2 separate regions of the Mus musculus genome follow, and region 2 is linked to region 1. Evidence: chromatin loops called from intact Hi-C (ENCODE). Cell type or tissue: left cerebral cortex. All regions are shown on one strand. Links, peaks and the distances in the headings refer to the core of each region. The heading gives the core; the rest is flanking DNA.

Region 1 (15,217 bases), core at 7,142-9,641:
TGTATTCACCACATATGACCACAATGCCTATGGCAATGCAACCAAACACTTTCATCTTAACAACAGCATGTAAAATCTAAGCCAGAGTCTGATGGTTATGAGCTGCCATGTCTGTCTGATATGAGTCAGGGGAAGAGTGTAAAATAAATGGACTTTGTGAGTTTCAGAATGTCAGAACACTACTGTGTACAGGCTATTGTAGAGGCTAATGAGAAGCAAAATTTCCTGCATCTCAGAAAGTCTTTCCTTTATTTCTACATTTGGATTATTGCAGTAATTTCCACCTTATTTTTGCATGGAGAGTTTTCTTTGAGAGTTCATTTGCAATGTAGCTTAGGCTGGGGCGGGGGGGGGGGCAAAGCTGCCATTAATTTTGTTTTTGTTTGCTAATGGGAAAAATCGTAATTGGAAATTCTAACAGGATGTGTAGATGTGCCTGTTAAAGAAGCAGTTGGGGCTTATTACACAGTCATAGTAAAAGAACGATTGAATGGCAGCTAAAATCTCCTAACGACTTAATATAGAAATCGTGCCTTTGTAGTAACAATAATAAAAATGTTTAAATGTGTTAAATCTATTATTTTAGAAAAGCCTCCTTTGATTCCCAGGTTAGTACCATCTGTTCTTGTCTCCCCTCTCTGCACACACACCTGCATCTCTACCCCTCCTCCCTGGGGTGGGGTTGGGGGGTGGGGAACATGCACATTATTAACAAGCTGACTATGCTATCAGCAAAAGGAATTTGATGAGGATGGTAATGGAGAGTCTTTTAAAAATATTTATCCAAGGTCCATATCCCTAATTCTATATAGCATATATTGTTTTATATCTATATATATGTTTTAGAAAACATTCATGTGTAAAGTTGGATGTGGGAGTCCATGCTTGTAATCCTGGTACCTGGGTAAATGAAACCGGTGGATCATGAGTTCAACATAGGCTCTCACGGCAGGACCCTGTCACTAAATTAAAACAGCAAAATCCCAAACAATATCTCAAGCTAGCCATGTGTTCTATAGGCAGAGTGTAGAACAAGCCTGAAACCAAGACCTCTAGGGCTGCCAAGTCTGTCTGTATAATTTGACAGCAGTTACTCTGAGGACCTGCTTGGGTTTTGTGGTTGTTTTGTTTGTCTACTTTAAGAGAGGCATTACAATAACTTAGGTGTCTGTCACTGATGCGACTGGATCTTGCAATTCTGACCTGAGTACTATCTCTGGGATAACAGGTAATAGGCTGCTGTTTTCTCATTGCAGGTTATATGTCCATAAATATAGAGAGGCTCTAAAAGCATCAGAATGGTGGGTATGCCCTAATATGGTTATAGACTATATTGGCACAGTGCCAATATTCCCTAATATCCCAAGCTTATAAATGCTAAAATGAGACAGTAACAAGCTCGTGATATCTAATCTGACAGGGTTAAGACCAAATATGGCAGTTTGGATCCATGTTGAAAATCTTGTTCTTTCCTTAATTACTTCCTTACTTGCTGCTTGGGTGGCCTTGTGGAAGTGTCACATGAGGGGTTCAAAAGACTCAAGGTCCTCATGGATGTACTCATTGTTTCTCAATTTATTCTTGAGAATAAGTCTGCTTTCTACTGATTTGCTCAAGAAAAGTGCCTTGATCATCTACTTCTTTAAAGTTAGCAGGAGACATTCTAGTTAGCTACTATAACTGTATCATGTCTAAGTCATGGTCTCCATGGCCAGAGTAGCAGCATCACCCAGGGAGTGATGCTCTGCTTCCAATTGAGCAGGCGACAATGACTAGGCTTACCGACTACTCTCTATGGTTTGGAACTACTGAAGCGGTTTGGGCATCCTCTCCCATCATCTTCTACAGCTGTGTAAATAAAGAGTTAACTTAAGTATCCTGATAATTCAGTCAGAAGTAGACAATATTTCTTCCTTGCATTATTGTCTGCTCCATTTCTCTCTCTTTCTCTCTCTCTCTCTCTCTCTCTCTCTCTCACACACACCACACACACACACACACACACACACGTAAATATGTATATGTATTCCATTCCATTGTTAATGCTTGACTAGCTCTGAAAGCTTTGGCTTTTAGTATATTTTGTAAAAGAGAAATTGAGCGTATGAAACACACTATTTTCACTGCTCTATTCTTTACTAACAAAGGTATGAGGGGTTTTTTTTCCTTCTTAAAAAATATCAATTAGTATGAACTAGTGACATTAAGATACTTTCAAGGCTATATTTCCTTACAAATCTAATGTGAAATGTGCCCTATTATTTAACACTTACTGGCTTGTTAAAATTTAATTGCAGGGCTCAAGAAAAAGATGCCTTGAAATTACATAGGTTTAAGTACTGTGAGGTGACAGTGCCCCAGGAAAAGCCTTCCACACAGGTGAACCAGCAATACTGTGAATTGTCTTGACTTGGGAGATAATTTCCATTTACCATTTACTTCTGCTCTGTGGCTTAGATGTTTGCTCCTACTAAGTGCTTTGACCTTTCCTGTGAAAGAGAGATATTTTCCAGAGTCCGGAAAGAATATGGTTTGGGAAGCAGCCTTTTCCTAGAAAAGAATACACAGTTTTCAAGTCAATAAAAACTTCACAGGGTTGTCTTTATCTTTCTTATGCATGTGACTTACTCATTAGAAGTAGAAAGTTATATATTATTCTAGACCATAACATATGAAGAACCCAGGTACTGGGCTTTTATCTTTACAATTCATTATCAAGGTCTTCACAGTAATGGTTTAAAATACACTACACGATGTCAATGGTGTAGCGTAGCTTTCAGTTTTTCTTCCTTTCATCTGTAGATGAAGTGGTGTTTTCACTTTGAATAATCCATGAGCATATAAATTAAGTCTAAAGAAAAGCCAAATATGTTCTTTGGCTTCAAATCTTAGATTCGGATGAATAAATGCATATTAAAGAAAATCTGAATTTCCCTAAATTCTTGCCTAAGAATAATCTGAATGACACATTATTTTTCTTTAGTATTTATGTGGCACAAATAGTATTATAATCCCCATTCTGCATGCAGACAATTCAGGTTCAGAAGGCAAAAGCTTTGCCTAAAATGTTCAAGAGCAAATGTTCTGGGGAAGGAAATATGGAACTTCAATCCATAGCCCTTACTCTGTAGTCCACAAAATGCATTAGCCTGCCTGCCTGCCTGCCTGCCTGCCTGCCTGCCTGCCTGCCTTCCTTCCTTCCTTCCTTCCTTCCTTCCTTCCTTCCTTCCTTCCTTTCTTCCTTCTCTCTCTCTCTCTCTCTCTCTCTCTCTCTCTCTCTCTCTCTCTCTCTCTCTCTCTTTCATAGAAGAGTTGATCTGGGCAAGTGACATCAGTTATAAGCAGTACCTGATAAAGATTACTCAGTGAATGATTAAAATCTGAAGGGACAGAAGATTCAAGGACAGCGACAGCAGACAGGTTGCCTGAGCCCCCTGCAAAGCATCCTTGCCCCGTGTTCTTCAGAGACAAGCGTAACAAACAACTACATGGTATAGTTTCTGGTTCTGGAGCAGCGCCTTGGTTGAAATACAATGAAATAAATACAACCTAAGTCACCACCATTTTTAATTAGGTATGAGTGGATGTTTTTGTGCCTCATTAGTCAATTTACAGGGATGTTGATTGTAATGACACTTCTACAGCACAGCTGGGATAAGAAGCGGCCACCTTCATGTCTGACACCTTTCTCATCCCCTCTCACTTCAGAACAAGACATGGTGGCTGTGAGTGGAGAAAAAGCTCGTAGCAGCCACTCCCTATGGGCAGAGATGCAGTGGAGTTCTCTTAAACACAGAGGAAACCCCTAAGGCCAATCCCCAGGCTTGAAGCTGAATCAACATAGACAAATTACGTAAACTTGATGCTCCAGCAAGATGGATGCCTATTAGACTTTTAGCATGTGTCAGTATCAGCTGTGTGACTGCAGAATGTGGCCGATGGATGCTACATGCCTTCACAAGGCTCAGTCACTACACTTCAGGCATGTACTCTGTGCCTTGCACAGACATTACACACAAAGTCAAGAACATTTCCCATGACATATTACTCTGAAACGTTTCACACTTGTGTAATAGCTATGGGTTGAGTAAAGAAATCAAAGAATACAATACTCTATCCTAGGTCACACATCATAACACCTATCCATATATCTACCCCTTGCCACAGTTAAAATAATGGAGGGAGAATTCTAAAGAGTATGAGCTGTGCCTTGAGAATTCCTCCCAGAAGAAACTGTGGGCAATGCTGAGCCATCTCTTGCAGCAGTCTTTCCCTACAAGACTCAAGACCTGGCTGGCTCAGGACCTGGTACACAGCAAGCTAGTGAATGGATGCATGTATTGGCAACAGTGCAAATCTAACTTAACAGAGTGGCTTTCAGGGGTAAATAGTTGCCCTCATTTTAAATCCAATTGGCCACTAGAAGATTTAACATAGTCTTGGTCTCATACAAATGTCCCCCCTGAAAAGATGTAACATGTCAACATAAAATGTACCACTAATGATCTATCAAGTGACTCTTCTCACAGAATCAGATTTAAGTTGTATACTACAGTACGTGGAAATCATAGGCAAAGATTGGATGCCTACTTTTTTCTCTGATTCTTGTTTCCTCTGAATTAAGATGAACTCTAACAATTAACCTGTGAAAGACATCCCTATAATATATCCAGCCTTGAATGGATCCTAATACTGCTTCTGATATACCTTTAAGACATATAGAAGTGTTCTTACATTAGACTTCTTTTCCTTTCCCAAGTGAATGCTAAGCGCTGATCTTTCCCAAATGGCCTGTCAAGAGAAGTTATGTGAAAACCCAGCCACTAGATAGAGTGGCTTTTATCAGCCCATGGGAATCAATTTGTTATTCTATTCACTGGACACAGCTCTTGCTTTGGTTGAGCAACTTCTCCTGCTACAATCTTTCATAAATTTACACCAGAACTAATTAAACTATAAGAAAGAAAATATGTGATAGAGGTTAAAATTGGTTATTACTACTGCCTACAAAAATTAAATTTCTAATTACTTTTCTAAGGTAGAGGCATTGAGGAAATTCAATATATTAATAAAAATTAATCGTGAATATTTGGAATTTTGCCTCAAGAAAGTAATTAGGAATTAGTAAAGAAAAATTCTACTGAAAACAAATATGTTTGTGCCAAGAGATAAACGTAAAATGGGAGGCTCAGAGCTCAGCTTCAATTCTAACAACAAACTCATTTCTCTTTTATGAAATATTTACCTAACTTGCAAACATGAAATTATCAACACAGACCATAACTAACTCTGAGGTGAAAATTAATGGAAACTAATTTTTTTTATTATTGGGATTAATATGAAATATTTCACAAGAGAAGCAAATATTAGTTCCAATAATCATATCCACTGAGAACAAGGAGAATTTCTAAATAATTCAATTCCCTTCCTACTATTTTCTCATTGGAATAATTTTAAATGAATTATGTTGTCATTTAAGTCCACGATTTCCTTTAAAAAATATTTTTTTTAAAACTATACATTTAAGTCCTAGTTACTTTAGTTGAAATGGCCAGAACATTTTCAGTGCATACTAGCAACACAGGAGATGAGCCAGAGTGAGCTCACAGGATGCAGACAATTACCTACACATGAATGTAGAAGTACTGGGCCTCAGTCACAATGCAAAAAACCACACGAAGATGTGATTTACAAGCATGCAAGTTGGAAGAAAGTTCAGAACCTCTATGCTGTTGTGCACATTCAAGGTCAAATTCATTCTGGGATTTGTGCGGCACAATTACAACATTCTGAACTGATCCGGAACGGATAGCGTTCAGAAAGAATGACATGAAGATAAAGGACTAGGTTGGTAAGACAGGTGCAAGGGAGCAGGATCCTCGGCCCCTGTACGCCTTGAGAACAGTCTGAGCGTCACCACACGCTTAGCACACGGGCCAGTGGCATCCTCCAAGTCAGCAGCAGGGCAGCCTCTGAGAACTAATGAGTGCAAATTCGGTTTGGATCGATAGAGTTAGAAATGCTAGCGTCGGCCACATCTGTGCTGCTAACAAGACCTCTAGGAAATACTTCTGAAATTTAAGAACCACTGCTTAAAGTTACGAAACCCATGAAAGAAGACCCAAATGCTGCAAGGGGGAGCTGGGCTTTAAGAAGACTGGAGTCTGTGTGAGAGGGCAGACTGTTGGTGAGTTCAGGTGTTGAGTGCACGAAACAGGGTGTGAGGACTTGCACAAGGTAAGAGAGCTCCCTACAGCAAAGGGCGGCGGCCCGGGTACCCCTGTCCAGCTGGAACACAGGAGTAGCTGTCTAGCCAGCAATGAGAGCAGGGTTGGGGAACCCCTCAATGTTTTGACTACAGTTCAGGGTTCCTCTAGACTTTCTCTGCAAACTTCCTGTTACATATCTTACCCGGTAAAGTAACTTCAAGATGCAATACACACTGACCCAGTAGACAAACCTAAATTAGGAAACTCTTAGCATTTTCTCCTAATTCTATTTACAAACCTCATGATTGGCTTGACAGGACTGCTACACATTTCTTAGACAACGTTGAGAAGAACATTTTAACTGCTGAGGATAGAAGAATTTTTAGAAAGTCAAAGAAATGAACACCTCAGCTCATTTTCTTACATGGGAAATATTTGTGTCTGTTCTTTACTCCCTAACCATAAAGAGATGCATCACAGGAAATGAACATGGAGACTTTGCAGAGGCAGAGACTCACTGTAGACTTTTGCTACTAGCATCTAATAGCAGTATAACCTACGACTGGTATCTTTCTTAAGTACCTAGGCGCTATAAGCCTGTAGGAATATAATCCAAAAATATTCAAATGTATAAACTCTGAGCAACCATTTCCCGATTATTACAATGAAGATGAACCCCAGGTTACTTTATCATTATTCCCTCGTAGCTTTATGAGAAGTTAAATGTTACTTCTAAATGTAGTTGAACATTCTCAAAGCCAAATTCCCACTGAGGCAGGACTACAGCATTCTTAGAAAATACTTTTTTTTTCCATCTCAGTTATGTGTTAAACTACCCTAGCTTTCCCTTTCATGTGTACTCACTTGCTCATTATTTGTGCAAGGGGTGAAAAAAATATACAAACTCTGGCTACTGACACATTGAAAGGAGTAGATATTTTAACCAACCAAAATAGTCACACAGCATTCAACGGAGTGTCTCTTACAAGAATAGATAGATTTGATTTTTAAAGAATGCTGTATGAAAAGCAAATATGAATGGTAAAGGCAGAATATTGATTTACTCGCTATGGGAGTCAGTACTGTAAAATTACTAAATACAAATGTCCAAAAAGGCAGAGACTTAGGACACAATTTTTAAAGATTTTTAAGGGTACTAGGATTTCTCAGCAGTGTGACCGCAGCACTCGTTCCAACTCCACTATCACACTGACTACAATTCTCTTGTTTAAAAGTATGGCTCCAAAGAATGGCTAAAGAAGTGGTAAAGGGTGGAGAGAGGCCTTCCCATTGAAGCACAAACTTTGAAAAACTAAACATCCCAGTTACGTTGTATTTTAATTATATCTAAATACCCATATACAGTTTGTGAGAGCATTTGTCAGTATATTAAACCACCACAACAGATTGCCTGGCACAGTTCTGAGAGATGCCTCTGCTTTTCTTTAAAAAGCAATAGCATGGAATTTGCTAGTAGGGAAAAAATAGCTATTACATTATCAAGTATAGGAAATTATACTGCACCTTCTCTCCAAAGTTTAAAAAAAAAGATAATTTTAAATGCTACTTAGAGTTAATAAGGAGTAGTAAGGGGTCAAGTCAAAAGGATCAAATCTGCTCAGCTTTCATAACTAGAGGTAAGTAAGCATGCAACCAAGAGCAGGAAGGCAACATTAAATAATAAGATATCCAACTGTTGAGGGGAAAACTCTCCTTTGAGTTAGAAGAGGGGAGATTAAACTCAGTCCATTCTCCCCTCCAAAAATTGCAAAATCTCGTTTATGAAACGTATTCAAAAGTACAAAATACAATGGCAGTGATGCAGGTAATGCAACAAGATACAAACAGATGCTTGTCTGAAATCCCAGGGTTCTCATAGGAAGAGTTCCAACACGTTTATTCTAAACTAAATGACAACAAGACAAAGAAAGCAAGACTTCAAAAGGTCTCTTAAAGTGTAGGTGTAAAAAAAAAAAAAAAAGTCTCTCCAGTTGAGGCCAGAGCAGAACTCAGGTCACTACCAGGACAAGTGTCAGGCCCAATTCCTCCCATTTGGGGAAAAAACAGTTCTTCCTTAAAAAGAAGAAAAAAACAAAAAAACAGGAAAACAACAACAACAACAACTTTAAAAACTCAACTACTGTAGTCCTCAAGAATTTCATTATCACTTTCCAATTAAAGTCTGTCCCAACGTTGTTCAATACTCATCTATGAGGATAACTCCTCAAACTTAGGGAAAGAGCCAGTCTGACACCAAGAACGTTTGTACATGCAACTAGATGTCCTAAGAAAATTCTGTCTCGGAATGTGCTCTAGGGTGCCAGGATACCCTGTTGGGGGGAGAAACATGACCCAGGAAAGCTTTTAGTAGGTATTTTCTGCTCCAAATTACAGGCAATTATGCTGATTTCATTCAAGGAATGGCTCTGATGTGTTATTATCCATCTATCATGAGCACACCTATTATCCACGTGTCAGGCGCAAGGAAAACATTCATGTAACATTAAGCCACTGAATCATGGTGCGAGGTGGTGGCCAGCGCTAGAGTTAATCCTCCCCGTTCACTCACCCGCATTTCTTATTGTTTGAGCATCCTTGTAATAACATGATACCATTTGAAACAGGAAGCGAATGGGCGCTATTTTAACATGCACTTTGTGATTTTCTGCCAATTGGTATAGTTCTAATATCCAAAAAAATTTGAATTATCAAGACTGGCAAAGAGCTGTCTTAAACTCATCAGAAGCATTGGTGTTTATGATATAATTATAATCAAGTGTGGTGATGATCCTCCTCAGCCTAGAGTCAGACCTTAGGGCCCCTAGAGAAGTGCACAAGATTATTAGGGCACAGAAGACCAGAGCAGATCTGCACCTATCTTGGAAACAAAGCAGCCTTGTTTTAATTCAACATGAATACTTCCTTTTGCTTCGTGTCTTCTGTGTCCATCTGTGTAGTTGGTTTGAACTTGGACATTTTCCCAAAGTTGCAGTATTCATTTAAAAATCAGAATGGTATTTTCACATATTTAAAAAGTCACTGTACCTAAATTTTTACTTGACCTACAACAATGAGAAAGTTTGTTCTTGCATAGGTTAAAAAAAAAGTGTTTCTACACATTCTGTTTTGTAACTTATGTGGTATAGAGTTTGAGAGCATTGATATTCTGGGTGACATTTATCACTTCTTTTAATCCAAGAAATATTTTAGAATCTGAAGTGAACTTTATAAGACAAACCTAATCTAATCTCAGAACATACAGCCAAGCAAATTAAATAGTTATTAAAGAATTAGCAGTTCAGTGGGGAAGTGTTGAAGTCCCAACCCACACAAGACAGAACCTGTACATTTATAACATACAGTTAACATTTTTATAAGAACAGGATTGGGAAAGAACTGGAGATCTGGAGAAGAAGATACAAAATTCCAGAGTTCAAATACATAAATGAAGTTTTTATTTCCTTGTGTCCTTTTCATTATTTACCAGCCAGTAAGAGAAAAATAAGCACAACTCTGAAAATACAGGTATGCAGTCTGTGACTCAGCCCTGGTGGTTTTTCAAAAACTCTGCAGTCTTGGTTTACAGTAAAAAAGCAGAATTATAAATAATTTAAATCCAGAGGCTGGTTTCACTCTACCGGACCAGTCAAAAATGATGACTACCAAAATAGGACAGACAAGTCTTCAACTGGGAAGACCTAACATCCTTTAAAGGTGCTGGGAACCCAAGCTCTGAACTGTGCCCATTATGCAACAAACTAATGTACTTACCCCCAAGAATAACAGGCAGCATCCTAGAGGAGAGACTTCATCTCACTAACCAAATTCGAGAAGCTATGACCAAATTGTCCTTTACTAATTACGTGTTATTAGGTATAACTAAATTCAATTTGCTATTTTTTCCTTGTAAATTCCCAAATAGCTAGTTATGGAAAATTATTTATCAGGCCAACTGTTTTCTGGGAAGAAGCATTTGGTAAGTGCCATGAACTCTAAACTGCCAGTATAAGCTCTATTTCATAATACTTTCCTCTTATGTAGTAAATCCAACTCTAATTTCAAAGACCAATACACAAGACAAACCAAGGAACCTGTCTAAATATTCTTGTGGTTAATGCTAATTCTAAGTCAAAGCACAGGAGAATGTCATAGATTGTTTTGGAGAGTTTCACAGGCTTTGCTTTCGTAATTAATAAGCTGACAGAGCATACTAAACACTTATCAACACAATCAATGAGGCTGCTTCCTTCTTGAGAAAACAGATAAAACGATTCATGGAGTTTTCCTTCAGAATTGTCTGTAATACATAATATGTCACAAATATCATGGTTCTTTTGGAAAATTTCATTCCGAGCAGTTTCATCTGGATAACATTTAACAATTTCACTATTTTAACATTTTGAAATGCCAAAAAGAACACACTGATCCTGCAGTGAGGCTTATTAGAGAGGAGCAGTCTCACAGGCAAGCCAGAAAGGAACACAGTCCGCTGGGAGATGGGTAACAGGGGGGAAAAGCAGGGAACACTGGAGAGCAAACAAAGCCAAGCCCCGCTCCACCACGAGGTCTGATTTTCCCCAGAATTAAAACTTTACATATACAATTCATCACCTATGGCTTAATTAATTAAGTTACAACCTCCATTTCTATACGCAGCCACCGATGCCATTAAATGTAGGGGCAAAAATATCAGATGTGTCTTCTTAACAATGAGCACGCAAGCATAGTCATTTTGGAAGGTCACAAGTGAGCATTCCCACCATGTGGTATTACTGCACCCCCATGTAGGATCAGGGGCACAATGAAAGCTGCCCCAGTAGACACTTATACATACATACATACATACATACATACATACCTCAGCCATGGCTGTTCCTTGCTTGAAACGGGAGACATCTTTTGAAGCAATAAAAGAGCCTGCTCACAATAAGTTCTCCTAACGACCTAAAATGATTAGTTTTTTTTTTTAACCATATCAACATGAAGCCTCTTTTGCAGCTAGAGCAACTGCTAGTGTACCTAAAAACAACAGCCTGCAGTATGTGCTGCTTAGCATTCTAGAGGTGCATGCATTCTGTTCCTGTGTGGATTTAATCAGAAATATATATATATATATTTCTCTCAGTTAAGAAAGTATTCATGGCCTTTCCTTTGGATAAAATTGCTTGTAACTGAGTTAGAGAAGGTGGGGCGTGGAGGGAGGGGAGGCAGAGAAAAATCGATCAGCAGATCTATCTCCCTTTCAAATTGTCAAAAGCTGGGATTAGAAGACCAGCACTTTAAATCAGTCAGTCCTATGGGAACCTTGGAGGTCGGCTACTCCTAGTTTCTCAATTTTCTGCCAAACAGACTGATGTCAGGAGTGACCCCACAGATAATCAGTACCCGCGGAGTCTCCTCTGAGCATGTGCATCTCCCCATTGTTCAAAGGAATTAAGTTGGCAATAAAAACGAGAAGTTATGGGACCCAGAGAGGTATCTTTCAACATCCTTAAAACCAGTAAATCTGCTCTAATCTCTTATTAGATTAAATGTCCAAGGAGATTTAATATGCCAAGAAATAAACAAAGGCAGGAAGAGCTAGTAGCTCCTATTTGGAAGAAAAATTTAAAAGATAGGAAATAGGTTTTTTCATAGATAGGTTATTAAATTTTTTTCTCACCTCTTTGAAACCTTTGAGAGATAAACCATGTACTACAATTAAAAACACGCATGTTGCTTTAAACTTTGAAATGACCAAACAACAGTTTCTCACATCTATCATAGCAAACATTTGCATTCAGGAAATGCTCCATTTGTGACTTGTAAGCCTTAACCAAGAAACATCCTTTTAAAATAAAGCATCAACTTCATTCGTCTGGTGCCAGCTCTTAGTTTCATGTTCCTATAACAGTCAATCACAGGTATCAATACTATATATATTAGTTTTTCCTTAAACAGAGATGGCTGCTGTAGCTATCGCTCTGTATCAGAAGTTCCTTATTTAACATAGATTTCTTTACATGACATTTAGTATTTAATTGAGTCGTTTTCTACATGTGGTGCAGAGACTCTGGAAGACTTAGTTTCTGATAAGGCTAAAAGACGTCAAGCATCAACTCAAGTGCCTGTTTTCCAAACATGCACAATTACACATTTTCTACAAACAGACATCAGTGTATGCAGAGCTAGGTGCATATCCAGTAAATTGTAAATGGTAGAAGCCTCCAGAAGTAGCTTAGACCACAGGTAACAAGCTGGGACTATACAGCTAAGTAAACACCATATTAGCACGATTTGCTCTCCTGGAACACGGAGCAAGAACTCCGCGTAGGACACCAGGGGACCACTGGCCAGTACCGAGGGGGCGGGAGGCGGAAAAGCTATTCCCAAACGCCACTGTGCCAGGTCTTACCCTTCGCATCCCCCGGTCCACGGGCCAGAAGCTCCCTCGGCACCTGTCGCCCAGCCAAGGGGCTGGCTCTCTGCTACAAGGAAATTTGCCCCCAGACTCTATGAGAGCTCTGCAGACAGCCCAGGCTCCCGCCTGAGCCAGGGGGAGGCTCTGGCGCCAGGGGAGCCAGAAGGAGGCGGAGGCGGAAAAGAAGTGGAGAAGGTAGAGGCAGCGAGCGAGCAGGGGAGGCGGCGCGGGGCGCGGTGGGGCGGGGTGGAGCGGGGCGTGCCCGCGGCGATCGGTCAGTAAGTCAGTCGGTCTGCGCGCCCGCGTCCCCGGCCTCTAGCACCCGTGCGCCACGGCCCCTGGGACTGGCTCCCCTGGGCTCGGACAGGCCCGCTTCGTTCTCCGGCTCTCCCCGGCGTCCCACTGACCGCGCTGGCCGGCCTGGGGCCGCCCGCTTGGGCCACCCCGAGCGCCCGTCGCCGCGCCCTGCTTGAGGTCCCTGCCTCTCCCTCAGCTCGCGCGCTGTCTCTGGCTCGCTCTCGCTCCAGTCCCATTTATGAAGCGTGGTCCCATCACGTGTTAATGAGCCTTTGTCCTGCCCTGGCAGCGGCGGCAGCAGAGACTCCGCCAAGGGATCTGCGCGGGGAGGGACCGGCGCGCGGCGCCCGCGGCTCCAAACTTTGCTGCGCGGTACCCGCCGCGGCGCTGGCCCGGGGGCTAGGAGGGACGGCCCTGGCGCTCGGCGCCCACTGTGTCATCCTCACTCTTTGCCACCAACGACCCCGCGGCCTCACCCTGCTCTGCTCCCTGGCGCCCTCCCACCCTGGCGTGGCCAAAGGGGACGCGTGCCTCACTGCCCGCGACCTCGGGGCCGTTAATCACCAGCGCTGCTCATTGCCAGGACCTCACTGGAGGTCACGCGCCGGGCGGTCGGGATCCGGAAACAGGGCGGCAGGAAGGCCGGCCAAGTGAGGTCTCCGCCCGACCCTCCCCTCTGCGCCGCCTCCAGTCCTCAGCTACCTGGCCGCGGCCACCAGCCCTCCGCCCTCGGGGCGGACGGCGTCGCCTGGGCGCCTCCCGCGCTGGCCCGCGCGACCACCCGGGCGCGCCCAGCCTCCAGCCGTGGCCGCACGAGCTCGGCTCTGTGGGCGCCCGGCGCCCCCTCCCCAGCCCTGGCGCTCCCCGCACCTCCTGCTCGCGGGGAGATGCATCCGCGGCGGGCGGGGGCTCTTGTTGGGCGGGAGCCTGGGGACCGGCGGTGCGCCCGGCCGCCGCCGCAGGAATTAGGGGACATGCTCGTTAATTGGTTCCACTCCGCCGTCTGCCTCTTGTGTGCACGGATCAAACCTTAATTGGTCTTTACATTTATCACGGCGAATTGCAACCCTATACACGAGCGTCAGCCCGCAGCTTCAGCCGAGGGGGCCATTCTCCGCCCGGGCCCCGGGGACCAGGCGGTTGTGGCTACAGCTGAATTGCGTTTTAGACCTCGTTCTCCCTGGAGAGTTGGGTCCAGTCGAGTCGTAAGGTTTCCACCTGACAGAGCCACATCAAGTCAGGTCCAGGGGCCCAGCTGTAGGCACAACGTTAGGTTCCTAGGCCCTCAAGGTAGCAGCTTGGCATTCGTTTTAAGCCTTGCTCAGAGTCGAGGACGTCTAGCCCAAACAGCTTCCTACAAGGCCTCTTTTTACCAATTCTCCCTGACGTCCTACCCCCCACCCAGAGCCAAACGCTCAGTGTATCTGGCCCCTATTTTGAATCTGGTGACAAGGATCCCAGAGGGTGAGCCTAAAGGAAGAAGCAACATAGAGGGTAGAGGAAGCTGCAGAATTCGGGGAGGAGAGACTGCTCTGAGAAGGAAAGCCTGAAAGCTTCCTACCTACAGGTCGAGCTGAAGAAAGGCTTCCAGCAGAGCGCTAGCTGTCGGAATATCTCTGAGACTGTTTTCCACTAGAGAGAGTAGTTTCCATTTCCATGTGAGGAGATGGCCTTTTGAGACAGAGTCCACAGCTGAAGCAATCAAGTTGTAGGTAAATATAAACAAAGATCTGACAGACCAATCGTAGAGGGAGAAATGCTTAGGAGAGATGATTGGGTGGATGTGGGATACCATTTGAGCCTTAAACCTGCTGCCTAGGCACAGGCTCTGCTTTGCCTCCTTCCACACATCTCCAGCATAAAGGCAGCTCTTTCTAAAGATTTACAGGAGAAAGAGGCTTCGTCGTCGTCTGCCCCTTTCTTTCAGAGGTCGAAGTTGCTATTTTAGCCTCACCTCAGATTCCTAGCAGAAGCAAACATTTGGGGGGGGGGGGCAGACATTGCTTTTCTTGGGACCTCCCAGACTCTAGAGAAGTCTCAGCACTACCTGCTAGCCAGGAAGCTGGCAGTTCTTGCTCTGCGTGGTCAGGTCAGGGAGCCGGGCAAGCTTTCGTGTGGGTGTTGGTGCTATTTAGCCACCCAGGTGGCTCAGCACTGTTGTTCAGCGTCATTCAGGTGTTAAACACAGACAGACCCTGGTAGTATGTAAAGGACCTTCTTCCTCATATTGATCCACCGTCTTGGTGGCCCATATCATATCTGGAGGAAGAAGTCATTTAGTCATTTGCAACCTGTGGGAGGTACTCTACAT
Region 2 (15,217 bases), core at 6,950-9,449, 440 kb before region 1:
ATTAATTATATTAATAGTATATCAATTATATTAATATGGCACAAGCACAAAAACAAACATATAGATCAATGAATGGGACAAAATTGAAGACCCAAACGTGAGTATATGTAACTTCAGCCACTTAATATTTGACAAAGATGCCACAGATATACACTGGAGAAAGGAAAGAATCTTCAACATATGGTGCTAGAAAAATTGGCTGTCTGCATGCAGAAGAATAAATTTAACCTATAATTGTCATCTTGTAAAAAAAATAACTAATTCCAAGTGAATCAAAGACCTGAAATATTGAAATGGCTAGAAGAAAAATATAAGCAGCACCCTACATATTAAAGCAAAGGTCTCCCTGAACAGGACTCCATTTGCCCAAGAACTAAGGCTAACAATTGACAAGTGGGATTTGATGAAACTAAAAGCTTTCAGCATATCTAAAGAAACAATCAGTCAGGGATTAGGACTCCCACAGAGCGGGCGAGAATCTTTGCCCACTATACGTCTGATAGAGGATTAATATAAAAAATATAGAGAGGACTTGAATTGAGAATTCTAAATGGAATAGCTAGAAAATATCTCCAAAATGTTTACTTTCCCTTAGAACTAGGGAAATGCAAATAAAAAACTTACTGATTTCCTAACACCTCAGTCAGAATGGCAAAGATCAACAGAATAACAGACAAAACTTCTGGAGAACACTTATTCATCGTTGGTGGGCTTGTAAACTGGTGTAGCCATTATGGAAGAATGAATGGTTCTTTCATTCTTCAGTGTGAAGAACTTCATAAAAGTAAAACTGAATCTACCATACGACCCAGCTATATCACTCCGTGGCATATGCCCAAAGGACTTGACATCCTTCTCCGTAGATACTTGCTAAGCTATGTTCAATGGTGCTCACTATTCACAATAGGAAACAGAAGCAATCTAAACATCCTTCAACAAGCAAACGGATTATGAAAATGTGGCACATACACAGTATGGAATACTGTTCAGTGGTAAAGAGAAAAATGAAATCATGAACTTTGCAGGTAAGTGGATGAAAGTAGCAAAGATTGTATTGATTGAGGTAACCCACATGTTCTTTCATATTGGAGTCTGTTAGCTCTAATTCTTCAGATGTGAAAACACAGCTCATAGTAACTTCGGAAACCAGGAAAGTAAAATGGTTCTACTGCCAGGACAGGGTGGGTAGACAGGGGGAATAGCAGAGCACAAGCATTCTGATCAGGAAGATGGGATAAAGCAGTTCTCCTCAGGGAGGTAGAGCAAGAAAAATACAGAAGTAGGATAGGAACAGAGTAGAGGGGAATAATAGCAGGATACAAGGGATCTAATATGGGAAATGGGAAAGGTGGGACCCTTTAGGGAGGGCAGAGGGACATAAACCCAGGAGGAGAAAGGAAGTGAGTGAAATAACAGCAAGGATGTCTGAAATGGCCATAAGAAATGATACTATTTACCTACATTTTAAAAAATCAAATATTTACCTTAAAATATTTACCTAAAAAAACCTCCAAAACTATAATGCCAAATTCCATGTATAAACATACACATACAGTTTTATTTTTTTTTTAATTTTTAACCTAGATTGGCAAATGCTCCCTCTAAGAGTCAAAGTGCCCTAAGAGAAACCACCCCAGTACCAGACATAAGATATCTTCTTCTGACTTGTTGATCAGGGCTGTCCAAGAGACTCCCAAAACATACAGCATTTTGCTGTTGCCCTATGTTGGTCCCAGTGGTGGACTTTAAGTTGCTATTGCTGAAGACACCATGCACTTTAGAAACAGGGCTCAGAGAGATCCATGACTTGGAACTAAGCTGAGGACTAGCTTTCATGGCACCAGAAGGCACCACACAAGCTTACAAAGGAGAAAGGCAACTAGTAGCCCTGTCCAGGTATGATGCCTATAAATCATATCTTTGACCAGTTTGGCATGATAACCCTCTGGGTGCAGTGGTGGCACATATTCCTTGGTGGCAACCAACAACTCTCTAATTTGGCTTAAGACCTGCTCAACAAGAGAGAAAGCATGCCTTGTTGATATAACAATTGATGCAAAAAGAAGCCATGAACTTGAAGAAGAGTGGGAAGGAGGTATATGGGAGGTTTTGGAGGGAGAAAAGAGAAGGGAGGAATGTGATTATATTATAATCTAAAAATAAAAATTAAAAGAGATCTGATTATGCTGAAACTCACCTGTATGGGAATAGCCATAAACATTTTAAAATAGCTATGTGATACTTTTACACTCTCAGAAAACAAGCAGCTCCCCTAATCCTGCTCACAGCAAGATCCCTCCTGACTGCATAGTATACTCTCTCCTTAATCCTGGATACATAATCTGAAGTAGAACATATACCACATGCATTCTGTTTCTGAAATTGGCATATATTTAAAAGTTTTATTTTGAGCTACATCTAGGAAGAAAAATACTCTTAACAGTTTCCTTTCTTATTTTAATAATTTTCAATTTTAATCCTTTCTTTCCTACGATTTAAAAATAATTCTGTTTTATATGCATTGGCGTAAGGGTGTCGGACCCCCTGGAATGCCATAACAGACAGCTGTGAGCTGCTATGTGGGTCCAGGGGATCGAACTTAGGTCTTCTGGAAGAACACCCAGTGCTCTTAACCACCGGTTCGTCTCTCCAGCACCTCTTTCCTAGTTTTAAATATTTTCTTTTCTTAGTTTTTGATCCTTTTATTTTTTGATTCTTAAAAACATCCCCCTCCTTTCAGGCACTGTTCTCCCTATTTCCCTTCGTCTTTCCCTATGTCTTCCTAAATTCCATCCTACGTGTCAAATCTATCTCTTTCTCGCTATTCTTTTCCTCCACCTCAACTTGCTGTAACTTCACCATCTAATCTATGGTGGAGATGAGTTGTTTGTGAGCCTGAGAAAAGCTCCGTTTGTTACACACAGGAATACCTTTTGCTGGACACCCTGACTATGGAAGTGTTCGTAGAAGATGGTTCTAGATCAAAGCCTCCAAAACGATCAGCAAGCTCAGCAAGGGCCGGCTTCTCAGTTATTTATTCTTTTCTGCATTTTCTGGTTGCTCTGAGAAGGAATTTCTTTTTTTTTTTCCATTTTTTATTAGGTATTTAGCTCATTTACATTTCCAATGCTAAACCAAAAGTCCCCCATACCCACCCCCCCACTCCCCGACCCACCCACTCCCCCTTTTTGGCCCTGGTGTTCCCCTGTACTGGGGCATATAAAGTTTGCGTGTCCAATAGGCCTCTCTTTCCAGTGATGGCCGTCTAGGCCATCTTTTGATACATATGCAGCTAGAGTCAAGAGCTCTGGGGTACTGGTTAGTTCATAATGTTGTTCCACCTATAGGGTTGCAGATCCCTTTAGCTCCTTAGCTGACTGTGAGCATCCACTTCTGTGTTTGCTAGGCCCCGGCATAGTCTCACAAGAGACAGCTACATCTGGGTCCTTTCGATAAAATCTTGCTAGTGTATGCAATGGTGTCAGCGTTTGGAAGCTGATCATGGGATGGATCTCTGGATATGGCAATCACTAGATGGTCCATCCTTTTGTCACACTTCCAAACTTTGTCTCTGTAACTCCTTCCATGGGTGTTTTGTTTCCTATTCTAAGAAGGGGCCATTCCTAGCCAAATGGAGAAAGAATTTCTAAAGGCCTGTTCGAAACTGACACAAACACAAGGGGGCTTCTGTCCCTATCACTGCACCTAATGGGTTCTTCAAGGTCACCTGTAACCTGGGTTTTGCCAGATTTGATGGTCACAGTTGCATCTGCCTCTCACTTGATGTTCTTAGCTGTTTCTTTGGTGGCCTTCTACTTTTCCTTTTGCTCCTGATCGAGTCTGCTCAGTCTCCCTGGCTGGTACTGATACCTTCTTTATTTAATATGCATGTGCCCAATATCAGCTCCTGGCCTATTCATTTCTCCACCCAAATTCTCTCCTTGGATTGACCAATCGTACCCTGAGCTCTTCTAAACGTGAATCACACATCTGGACTTGCCTCTAAACTCCACATTTCTGACAGAAAGAGGCCTGGTCGTGCAGAAATCCCCTCTTGAGAGATTACTTGACATTTCATTTGGAATGGACTCCTAAACTGAACCACACCCAATTGGATCAGAACCCCGTTTCTCCTCAGCTTTCATCCTCCCAACAGGCCTTTCTCCCAGCATCTAATTCTACTAAGTGGTCCTCAGTGGTCCTCTTCCCCACTGCTCAGCCAAAGCCCACCCCCAGCTTGGCTGCAGCATCACTTAGCTCCATTTAACATAAGGCAGAAGTCTGTCCACTTTCTGCAACTTAGCTGCCTTGCTCTTGTCTAACCTCCTGACTTCTCTAGGCTGCAGGTCTACAACCATTTCCAAAAGTGTTCTCTGTTAGCCTCTTGCCCTTGTAGTGGCACTTTCTCTACACATAGTAGCTGGGATAATTTTCATAAATATAAGTCATTCTCTTTGCTAACAACCCCTTACAGTGCCCTTACCCCAGTGAGAACCCCATGACCAATCCTTACATTTTCTAGTACTTTGCTTTCTCTGTGTTTGGACCTCTTGAAGAAGTTAGACATTTTTATGTCTCCTGGTTCTCCTTGCCTAGGTAAAATAAGAGCAAATAATTAAGTCAGGTGTGCTGTCACACAACTTTAATTCTAGCACTTGTGATGGATCTTCAAGAGTTTAAGGCCAGCCTGATCTACTGTATAGGTGAAATCTTCCTGTGCATCCCCCTTACTTTCAATAAGTCTCAAAGCTTACGATCTCGGGGATGATGCTCAGTTGCCCATGGTCTGATAGGCACTACAGAAGAAAGCTATGGGAAGTAGTGTGGATTTGGATAGGAAGAGGCAGAACTGTGGGAGAATAAATAGAAAAGCAAATCACAAAGGGAGGTGGGTGGTTTCACAGCGAGGCATAAAGAACAGTCTTTTTCTTATTTTGTAATTCATATTGTAAAATATTATAAACGGAGCTGTTATAGAAAGAAGAGTAATGAAATGATATTAATTAGCATCATATTAATTATGCTAAATAATCTTTCTGAAAAGATCTAAAAATGGTTTAAAAGGAGCTAATGATGTTATATTAATGGGCAATGTGTCTATAATAAACATTAATTATATGGTATTAAACCAGTCCATAGAGCTTTTGAAAAGTACAACACGCTAATAAAACAGCAGAAACTTAATTGCTACCCTTAAACTTTAGAACTGGAATGACTTAATGATAAGAAGTACTTCAGTAAGGAAAAACATTCACAAAACACTTGGTATGACATAGTGTTTCAGTGTAGGAAAAATACATCTAAAAGTCAATAAAACCAAAAGAATTATTCAGACCTTGTAGCCCAGATAGCACTGTCAAATCCCCTCTTATTTTTCACGTAGCTCATTGTGTGGATTCCAGAGTCTTTTCTAAGTCAGCCACTAGAGAGCAAACTTCTTCCTTTTATCAGGCTGCAGCCTTGCTATTATTATTTTTTTTTTCTTTTAAAAAAACCTCAACCATATACATAGGCAGCTTTCTCAGGACCGCATTATCTGGCTATAAAATCTGATGATATGGCTTCTAGGTGCCTGGGGCTGTGGTGTGGGGAGCGGAAGAGGGGATTTTTAAGGCCATTTGTATTAAAAAAAATGTAAGAAAGAACAAGTAAGATGTGGTTATGTCAAGCCACTTTCCTGGGGTGAAAACGAAGCCTGCTGCTAATGGAGCCCAGAGTCTTATATTTCATCCCATGTATAAAATAAGACAGGCACTGTTGGCTCTGACAGGCATCTTGGGCCTTTTTTTTCTAGTCGAGGTCTCCAGAGAGCTCAAAGAAATGATGCTGTTTCCAGATGAAGTGCGGATGGATTACACTCTGTTACCTCTGCGGCTTTCAGCTCCAGAGGCTCTAGCTAGGAGAGAGAAAGCTGCTACTTTAAGAACATTTGCATCACTGGGCTAACCCTTCGTTGTGGGTGTTTCTTCCACAGGTGAGTATGGTATCCATAACATTACAGTGCAAGCTGCTAAAGATACCTGAGAACAGAAGAGCCCATGGAGGTCTTCATTACCAGGCTCCAGAGTCCATCCCAGCCTGCTTTTTGCCTGAATTGAGAGATAACCAAACAGGTCATATCTTTCCTTTTCTGGTGGCTGTTAAATAGTTGGCTGGAGCGATTCTTTGCTGAACAAAATTATTGTAATCAGATTTTTATCACTGTCGTGATTTTCTTCTAGGGCATTGGAGCGTTACTATCCTAGAATTAACATTACAAAAAGTATCTATGGCAGATTCCAAAACCTTCAAGGGAACACGTCTCTGAAATCCAGTGGCTGTTCTGGTTAGGCTGATACTGTATGTTGAAAGGCATGGGTAAACCTGTCTCTGTGTAAACCATTTGTCTTAGTAAATTCTCTGAGTTTACAAGGCTTAGCCTAACATTTCACACTCCAGGGCATTCATGTGAGAGCTCTCCTGTGGGCCTTGTCTCCTACATCATCATCCATGAGCATAGATGCATGCCCACAGGCCCCAGTACAGTGGTAATACCACTACCTCCCACTACGTGAAGCCTTCTCAAAGGCACGTCGATCCATGAATACTCACTGGGTGAGGTCTTGTGTTTACGGGGAGAAGCTGAAATCCTTACCCACTACAGAAGCACACTGTGCACCTTCTCTAAAGTGCTGTTGGGAGCAGGCAAAAGGACGACTGTTAGCATTCTTAGAGTTTTTGTGTCAAGGGTGACACCTGCATGGGTGGTGGATTCTTCTACTGAGAAATGGACACTTAACCAGGGCTTAGGTGACAAACCTACCCTGGAGCCAAACTGCCACATGTCTAGATGGGCAACTTTGAGCAATTTATTCAACTTCTCAGTACTACCGAATTATAAGATGCAGGGAAATATCACCTTCCTATGTTTCCTTTAGGAAGTTAGACTTGACTGCATGTCCACAGGTATGTAGGGGGTCAGCTAAGTTCTTTACTGCTACACCAAGGTATAACTTTAATTTTTTTTCAAGCCTTATTTTTAATGATAGTTCTTAAATGCTTTAACCTCCCTTCTAGGCCCTCACCCACCAAAGGTAGTAGGAAAGAAAGGATATGGGGGAAGTGGACCTGTTTAGAAATGTTTTTTTGGAGCAACTTCTGTTTGTGTTGTCTGGAAATCGACAATTCAGTTCACAGGTTAGCAGTGGCAGCTTGATCCACTTGCAAATACTTCACGGATACACCAGCAGTCCAGTTCAGTAGAGTCAGGAAAGCAAACAGGAATCAGCAAAGGTGGCACTACCTAGCAGAGACAGCCAGGCCTCAGCCTCCGCACAAGTCAGCAGGAGGGATCAGGAGAGACACCAGGAGCAGCTGTGCCTCTTCCAACGCAGTGAAAATCAGTGAAGACTTGAGACCCACATGCGTAGTACAGCTAGCTCTATAAGCAAGCCTAGATTAGCCTGTCACTGTCCTTTGAGTCCTATTTATACCCTCCCAACATCAAGTGACCTCCACGGGTCTTGCCTCAGCACATGCATCTAAGTTGACATCACTCTGTCCATTAGCTGAAGTCTGAGGAAGCGGCAAGGAACTGCAGCACACCACCAGAATTTTTTTTGGTGTCCTGACAAATGCAGCTCAATTATGCAATGTAAGGCAGACCAACACATGCGTGTTGTTAGCAAAGAATCCTTCATCACATGCCCTTTCATGTGTTTGTTTTAACCTTTGTCTGCTTCAGCTAAACGTTCCTTCATGTGTTTGCTCCAGCAAAACACCATCCAACCAACTTTCCAATGAGCCCTGAAGTTTTCATTTCACCAAGGAGTCTCCAAGGAAGAACCTGGAACTAAACCTGAGGGAGCCTCTGTGGAATAAGAGAGTTACAGAAAATAGCTTTTCCATGGTATGTTATTGCTTGGCCCAGTTTCTTGCGTGCGCCGGACTGGCCAGCAGTAATGACGCTGCAACAGGATCCTTCTGCACACGTTTATTGGGAGAGCTTGATTGCAGAGGCGAAGAGATCCTGAGCCCAGAACTGGTGCTGCTTATATAGGCCTAGGAGAGGCGTGTCTCACACCCGGATTGGTTATGCACTAAGCCTCATTTGCATGTTCCTCATCTGATTGGCTACTCTCTCTCTCTCTGTACCTCACAGAGCCTCATTATCATACCTCATTTGCGTGTCTCACATCTGATTGGTTATACTCTCAAAGCCTCATTATCATGCCCGGGCCAGGCAGTGTCTTTGCAAAAAACTTTACTGCATATGTACACATTGGTTGTTTGTCCAAACTTATGCGTGATGGCCAGCAGTAGTCAGTGCCACTCTGCAATGGCACATGTGGCTTCCCACACCAGTTTCCTGCAGAGGAGGAGGGAGAAGGGAGAGAGAATTTTAGTAAAGAAGACCTGAGAGAATTATGTTTACCTTCTATCACTAAGATTCTAAAACCATGGCAGAATTGCTTCCATTGCCTCTGTACCTTGGGATTGGGGTAGAGAGACTTGAAGGATTAACAGCTCCAGAGCCTACAGTCCAGCACTCCCATCCCCATGTCTCTAAGGCTTCTGCCGGGGTCTGGGAGAGGCCAAAGGGGAAGAGTTACCTAACAGAAACAAAAGCTTCACTTAGGTCAGATGTAATTGTTCCTCGGTACATTCCAGAGAAGCCACTCCTTATGAGGTTAATGGGGGTGGGGGTGGGGGTGGGCATTTTCATCCAAATCACCATATTCCACTCCCTGGCTCTCATAGGCTTGTAGCCATATCATAATGAAAGCTACATTTAGTCCAACTTCAAAAGTCCCCATAGTCGATCACAGTAGCAGCATTGTTTAAAACTTCAAAGTTCAACCTCTCTTCTGAATCTCATGCAAACTTTTAACTCTAATTCCCTGTGAAAACAAAATGAAAAAGAAGATCACATACCTTCAACATATAATGGCACAGGGTATATACATTCCTGTTCCAAAAGCATGGAAAGGGAGCAACATGAAGAAATACTGGACCAAAGCAAGACTGAAAACCAAACCAAACCAAAGCAAACTCCAGACTGCATCCTCATTTCTGATGTCCAAATACTCTTCATATCTCTAACTCCTTTCTGTTTGTGATGGTTTCCTTCATATCCTAAGCGAGGCTGTTCTGGGACTTGCTCTGTAGACTAGTCTGGCCTCGAAAGGCATGAACCAGCACCACACCTGGCCCTTAGCTTTTCTTTAATTTCCTTTTCACAAGTTAGAAGCCTAGTTGGCTGGGATCTTGCTCTGAGATCACCATGTCTGTTACTCCACCTAGCACCAGGCTTTTCTTCCATCTCATCACACATCCTGGTGCCCCTTTTCTCCTCCAACAGTCTACTTTGTATTTACCTTTGCTCAGCTTGCTCCTTTTCATTATGGATCTGCACAAGACTGGCGACTAATAGCCACAAAACATAGTTTATAATAGGTTATTTGAAAATGTCCTCTGATAAAGCTGATAGTCTATAGCTCTTCAATTTAACCTAAGGAAGGCTTTTTTTTTTTTTTTTTTAAAGACAAGGAGAGAAAACAGCAACATTCTTCACCAAGATACCACAAGAATGATCTCTAGGCTACATATTAATATTCTCTTCCAAGCCTCTTGAGCCAGGCATCCACAATTCAAATCACTCTCAGCACCACTGTCTTCCATGCTTATACTAGTATGACCCACTAAACTCCATTTAAAGGATTCAACTGCTTTTCTAACCCAAAGTCCCAATGTGTTCCACACTTCTCATCATATTTTGTAAACATCCTCTCTTACCTCCTGATTGGATTAATAAAAAATCTGGAGGAGAGACTAGGTGGGACTTCCAGTAGAGATAGGAACTCAGGAAAGAGTCAGGTATGGGAGAATTTGCTATCAAGCCAGATACAGAGGAAGAAACAGCCTGAGAGTGAAGGTGAGGTAACTAACAAGCCATGTGGCAGAACTTAGATTAGTATAAATGGGCTAATTAAGTTATATGAGTGAGTCAGGAACAAGAGTAAGCTAGTCCCAAAGCTATATTAATAAATGTAAGTCTTTGTGTCTTTACTCAGAGCTGGGGCAGGCATATAGAGTATATACAGCTCTACACCATGACCGCAGCAACTCTTATAAAGGAAAACATTTAATCGGAGCTAGCTTACAGTTCAGAGGCTTAGTTCTGTTATTGTCATGGTGGAAAACATGGCAGCATGCAGGTAGACATGGTGCTGGAGAGGTAGCTGAGAGTTCTACATCTGGATCAACAGACAGCAGGAAGAAATGGAGACAGTGGGCCTGGCTTGAGCATCTGAGACCTCAAAGCCTATCCCCAATGACACATTTCCTTCAACAAAGCCACATCTACTCCAAGAAGGCCACACCTTCTAATAGTGCCACTCTCTAAAGCCTTATGGGAACCATCCATGCAACCCCCCACACTTCTGTATGCTCAGGAGTATTGAGTGGGTGGGTGCTGTGCAGCGGGAAACTCAGACTGACAGAGTGAGAGCCAGATTTAACAGCTTATTATTTCTTCTTTTACCTGTTTAACCATCTTGCTGGTACCATAATTATATTTTAATTTTTAGTTAGATACCTGATTGTTAGTTTCTTTGTCATTATTGTTTAATTTTGACTTCAGTCTTACAGTGTGGCAACATTTGTCTGTCTTCTGGGTATGTTTTAGGTTTTGGATGTTAATGTTGGTTATTTTCACTCGATTCACTTTTTTTGACATATCATAAGTCTTCTCCATTTGAAAAGCTTTATAAAATGGCTTTTTAATGTAAGTTTCACATGGTCAAACCTGTTATATAATTTGTCATTTCTATTTTATTCTGTAAAATTCTTTCTGAGCTCTCTAACCTCCATTCTGCTCCTAGGACAAGTATCTCTAGATTTTTATTGTCAGTTTTGTTTTGGGCACATTACAATGCTGTCAGCTTTCAATATCCATTGACTCTGCACCTACAGATATAACCAAGTTAAAAAAATTAAATTGTGTCTATCAAGGTCAAACTCCTTTCTTATCATTATTCCCTAGACAATGTATCATAGCAATTATTTTATGATGTTTGTATTAAATGAAGTTTAATATATAATCCACTGATTATGTAGGAGGTCTTGTGTATTGATTATGTAGGAGGTCTTGTGTATTGATTATGTAGGAGGTCTTGTGTATTGATTATGTAGGAGGTCTTGTGTATTGATTATGTAGGAGGTCTTGTGTATTGCCTATATGCATATTGAGCAGGGTTTTACTTAAAGGATTTGAATGTCTTTGCAAAGGAATCATACAAAGTTTCCTACAAACACAGAAATGATTGTACCTCTAATATTTGTATCATTTGCTTATGTTTCTTTACTGTAAATAAAATAGAATGTCCTTTATGAAACATAAAAATATTAAAAGGCTAACATACTACCAAAAGGACAGCATTTTTTTCCTTTCTGTGCCCTCACTTTTACCCTTCATTCGCCAAGATCATGACATTTTTCCAGGTTAGCTCATGCTGGTTGGGTTGTCCCTGACTTTCCTTTACTGTTCACCCTGGAATTTCTTTTGTGCATTTTTTTTTTTACAGTGGGCCTTGTTTTCCAGGTTTTGTGTTCTCTTTTTTGTATCTGTACTAGCATCTTTTAGTAGCTTTTTAAGAAAAGGTGCAAGGGAGACAAATTCCTAAATGCTGCCTGCCCAAATGTATTTACTATCAAGGGAGTGGTGACTAGAGGCAGCAATTATATACAGTGTATTTCAAAGAGCTAGAAGAAAAGACTTAGAAATTTTTACCACAAGAAATGAAAAATGGTTGAAAAGATAAGTATGTTTAAATGTTATTTAATGGGTGCACATATTGAACATTATATGAGATTCTGTTTATACACAACATGTTTTACATGTGTCTATCATAAAAGGGTTTTACTTATTTGATTGTACATTTTAACTTTCAATTTTATTTATTCTATATCCCAATTACAGTTTCTCCTCCCTCCTCTCCTCTCAGTTCCTCCCCTCACATCCCCTCTTCCCCCAAGAAGAAATGTTTTTATCTTTAAAATAATGAGATAATAAGTCACGATCTGAGAGGAAATATTTACAAAGTATGTATCTGATAAAATAATCTATTCAAGATAGAAACTTCAAGAAAGCAAACAACTCAATTTAAAAATAGGCAAATGGTCAGAACATAAGACAGCTAATGAAAGAAGACATACAGACACCATTGTGTAACGTAGTTAAGTACAAAACGTAAACATGATATGTCACAAGGAATAACAAGTCACTGCATATATGTGATATTGTAAAGTCCAAATCACAGATGCCACCAAATGCCAGCAAGGAAATGGAGCAACAGGAGTGTTCATCCATTGCTGGTGGAATGTCAAACACAGTCACTTTAGGGGGTGAGTGTTTCATTTCTTATAAAATTAAACATAGTCTTAGTGCATAGCTCTTACCCAAATGTTTGTTCAAAGCTGAAGTTGTACAAAACCTTCATATAAATATTTACAGCAGCTTGAGTTATAATTGCCCGAACTTGGAAGCAATTGTCTTCTAATAGGTGAGTGGAGTAAAGAATCCATGGAACCCCCACACAATGGAATGTATTAGTGAAATAAAGAGGTGAAAAATGAGAACACATGTGCATATCCCAAGTGAACAAAGTTAGTTTGGAAAAACTGCATTGTTCTCACTATACAATACATTGAGAAAGATAAAATTGTACAGACAGTGAAATGTTTGACGATCATGAGGAGTTTGTGGAGGAGAAATGGAGAAGAAATGGATATTCAAACAGTGAAACTATTTCATAAAGTATTATGATATAGGTATCTATATATCATCTATGTCTATGTATATAACTATAACTAATTTGCCAGATGATATGTACATATCATTATAGATTTGACCAAACCCACAGATGAGCACATCTTTTTTTTTTTTTTTTTTTTTTTTTTTTATTATTTATTATATGTAAGTACACTGTAGCTGTCTTCAGACCCTCCAGAAGAGGGAGTCAGATCTCGTTACGGATGGTTGTGAGCCACCATGTGGTTGCTGGGATTTGAACTCTGGACCTTCGGAAGAGCAGTCGGGTGCTCTTACCCACTGAGCCATCTCACCAGCCCCAGATGAGCACATCTTTTAGTGTGTCTAATATTGATGACAAAATTCTTCATTCATAAATGGATTATAATGAATATGTAACATTAACATAAGATAGTAATAAGTTATAGTAGGGATTGAGATAGTAAGGAACACAGGAATGAGAGTGTGGTCGTTTAAACCTGCTTGACCCAAGGAGTGGCACTATTAGGAGGTGTGACCTTGTTGGAGTAGGTGTGGCCTTGTTGGAGGAAGTATGTCACTGTGAGGGTGGGCTTTGAGATCCTCCCCTTAGCCACCTGAAAACAGTCTGCTCCTAGCTTCTTTTGGATGAAGATGTAGAACCTCACCTCCTCCAGCACCATGCCTGCCTGGATGCTGCCATGTTTCCTGCTTTCATGATAATGGACTGTAAGGACTCTGAACCTGTAAGCCAGCCCCAATTAAATGTTGTCATTTACAAGCATTGCCTGGTCATGGTGTCTGTTCACAGCAGTAAAACCCTAAGACAGAGCGCTATGGCGCTCTTAATTTTTGTCCAGTTTTTTTGTTTGGTGAGTGTACTGGCTAGTTTTGTGTCAACTTGACACAGCTTGAGTTATCACAGAGAAAGAAGTTTCAGTTGGGGAAATGCTTCCATGAGATCCAGCTGTAAGGCATTTTCTCAATTAGTGATCGAGGGGAGGGGGGAGGGCCCCTTGTGGGTGGTGCCATCTCTGGGCTGGTAGTCTTGGGGTCTATAAGAGAGCAGGCCGAGCAACCCAGGGGAGGCAAGCCAATAAAGAACATCTCTCCATGGCCTCTGCATCAGCTCCTGCTCCCTGATCTGCTTGAGTTCCACTCCTGACTTCCTTCAGTGATGAACAGCAATGTGGAAATGTAAGCTGAATAAACCCTTTCCTCCCCAACTTGCTTCTTGGTCATGATGTTTTGTCCGGGAATAGAAACCCTGACTAAGACAGAGAGTGACATGGAGGAAGATCTAGAAGGAATTCTCAAATAACACTGTATTTTCATAAAAAGGAAGTCTTTTAACTTCTCTACTGCTTATCTGAAGCTATATGTTGGTGAGTGCTTTCTTCAAATCAGAGCCTTAACTTTGTTGCTTGTTTTCCAATTCTTCAGTTGGGTTTCTCTCAGTTTCTGCAACATTTTCTCCTGCTTTTGATGTTGTCTCAGTTTCCTATGTGCCTCGCACCTGTACTAGGTGTTTTTTTGTTTTTTTTCCTTATGTTGGAAGCTTTCCTCCAATTTCTGGCAAAACTTATCTGTGTTTCTGTAGCTAAGAACTGAAACTGAACAGCTCATTGGAAGCTTTGTGTACATATGTGGGGCTGGCTGATGTGAACAGTTGCGCCTAGAGCTTGTTAGAGCTCCTCATGTACATGGGGTTCAGAGAAGGATGCTCCCCTCCCCTGGTGAACAACACTTTGGCGTTGGTAGTGGAAATACTCCAGAGAGGGAGGGGTATCTATTTCATCATGCAGAGTAAGAGTGAGAACTTGGTTTAGGAATTCCTTACCTGTTCTTTAAACATATTTTCAATGAATCTCCATCTTCAGCACAGCCTAGTACCCAAGGCATCTTGGTTATTCACCTTCTGAGCTTCTTTTAAAGTTCTGTGGACAAGCCAGCGCTTAACTGATATCAGTTGCTATTACTGTTACATTTGTCTGTTGCCATACACAGCACCATTGTTTTTGTTTGATAATCTGTTTTGATTTTTTTCTGCTAACATTTGTTCTACCCCTGTCTGCTTTCAATCTCCGTGTAATAAGAGTGATAACAGTTGTTGAAGTAAGTAGAAAACTCTGCATCCCACTCCTAAGATATCCATGTTGTATTTCTGGAATATGTGACTGTACTATATTTGGAAAAAGAAGTTTTTACAGGCATGATTAAATCAGGGATTTTGAGTTAAAGATTATCCTGATTATTTGGGTGACTCTAAATGCCAGCACAAGTATCCTTATATAAGAGAGACATAGAAGAGAAGGCAAGGGAATCATGGAGGCAGATATTAGAGTGATGTACTCTCAAATCAAGGGACTGCTGAAGCTACAAGGTGCTGGGAGAATGGGTTCCGCCCTTGAATCTTCAAGAGGCCTGCCAACACCTTACCTGTGCACT

Evidence for each region. Hi-C counts contacts between places; a loop is a spot of excess contacts. Peaks named below come from ENCODE experiments on the same cell type or tissue, not always from the same donor. Only the 100,000 strongest peaks of a DNase experiment are listed, where the experiment ranks them.
Region 2: it touches region 1 in a loop (10-fold over the local background); 5 of 42 quality-filtered maps call a loop at or near these places.

What each region holds. Positions count from the first base shown.
Region 1 is chr4:33,922,545-33,937,761 of GRCm38, reverse strand. Cnr1 (cannabinoid receptor 1 (brain)) reads right to left here and starts at 13,118. Exons shown (of 2, transcript NM_007726.5): 1 at 12,604-13,118. In left cerebral cortex, for the core only: no CTCF peak of the experiment used is centred there; DNase peaks (open chromatin) are centred at 7,504 and 8,677; H3K4me3 peaks cover 472 bases.
Region 2 is chr4:34,362,087-34,377,303 of GRCm38, reverse strand. It overlaps Gm46882 (a long non-coding RNA gene), which reads left to right and starts at 5,475. Exons shown (of 2, transcript XR_001784527.1): 1 at 5,475-5,974; 2 at 7,753-11,410. In left cerebral cortex, for the core only: no CTCF peak of the experiment used is centred there; no DNase peak of the experiment used is centred there.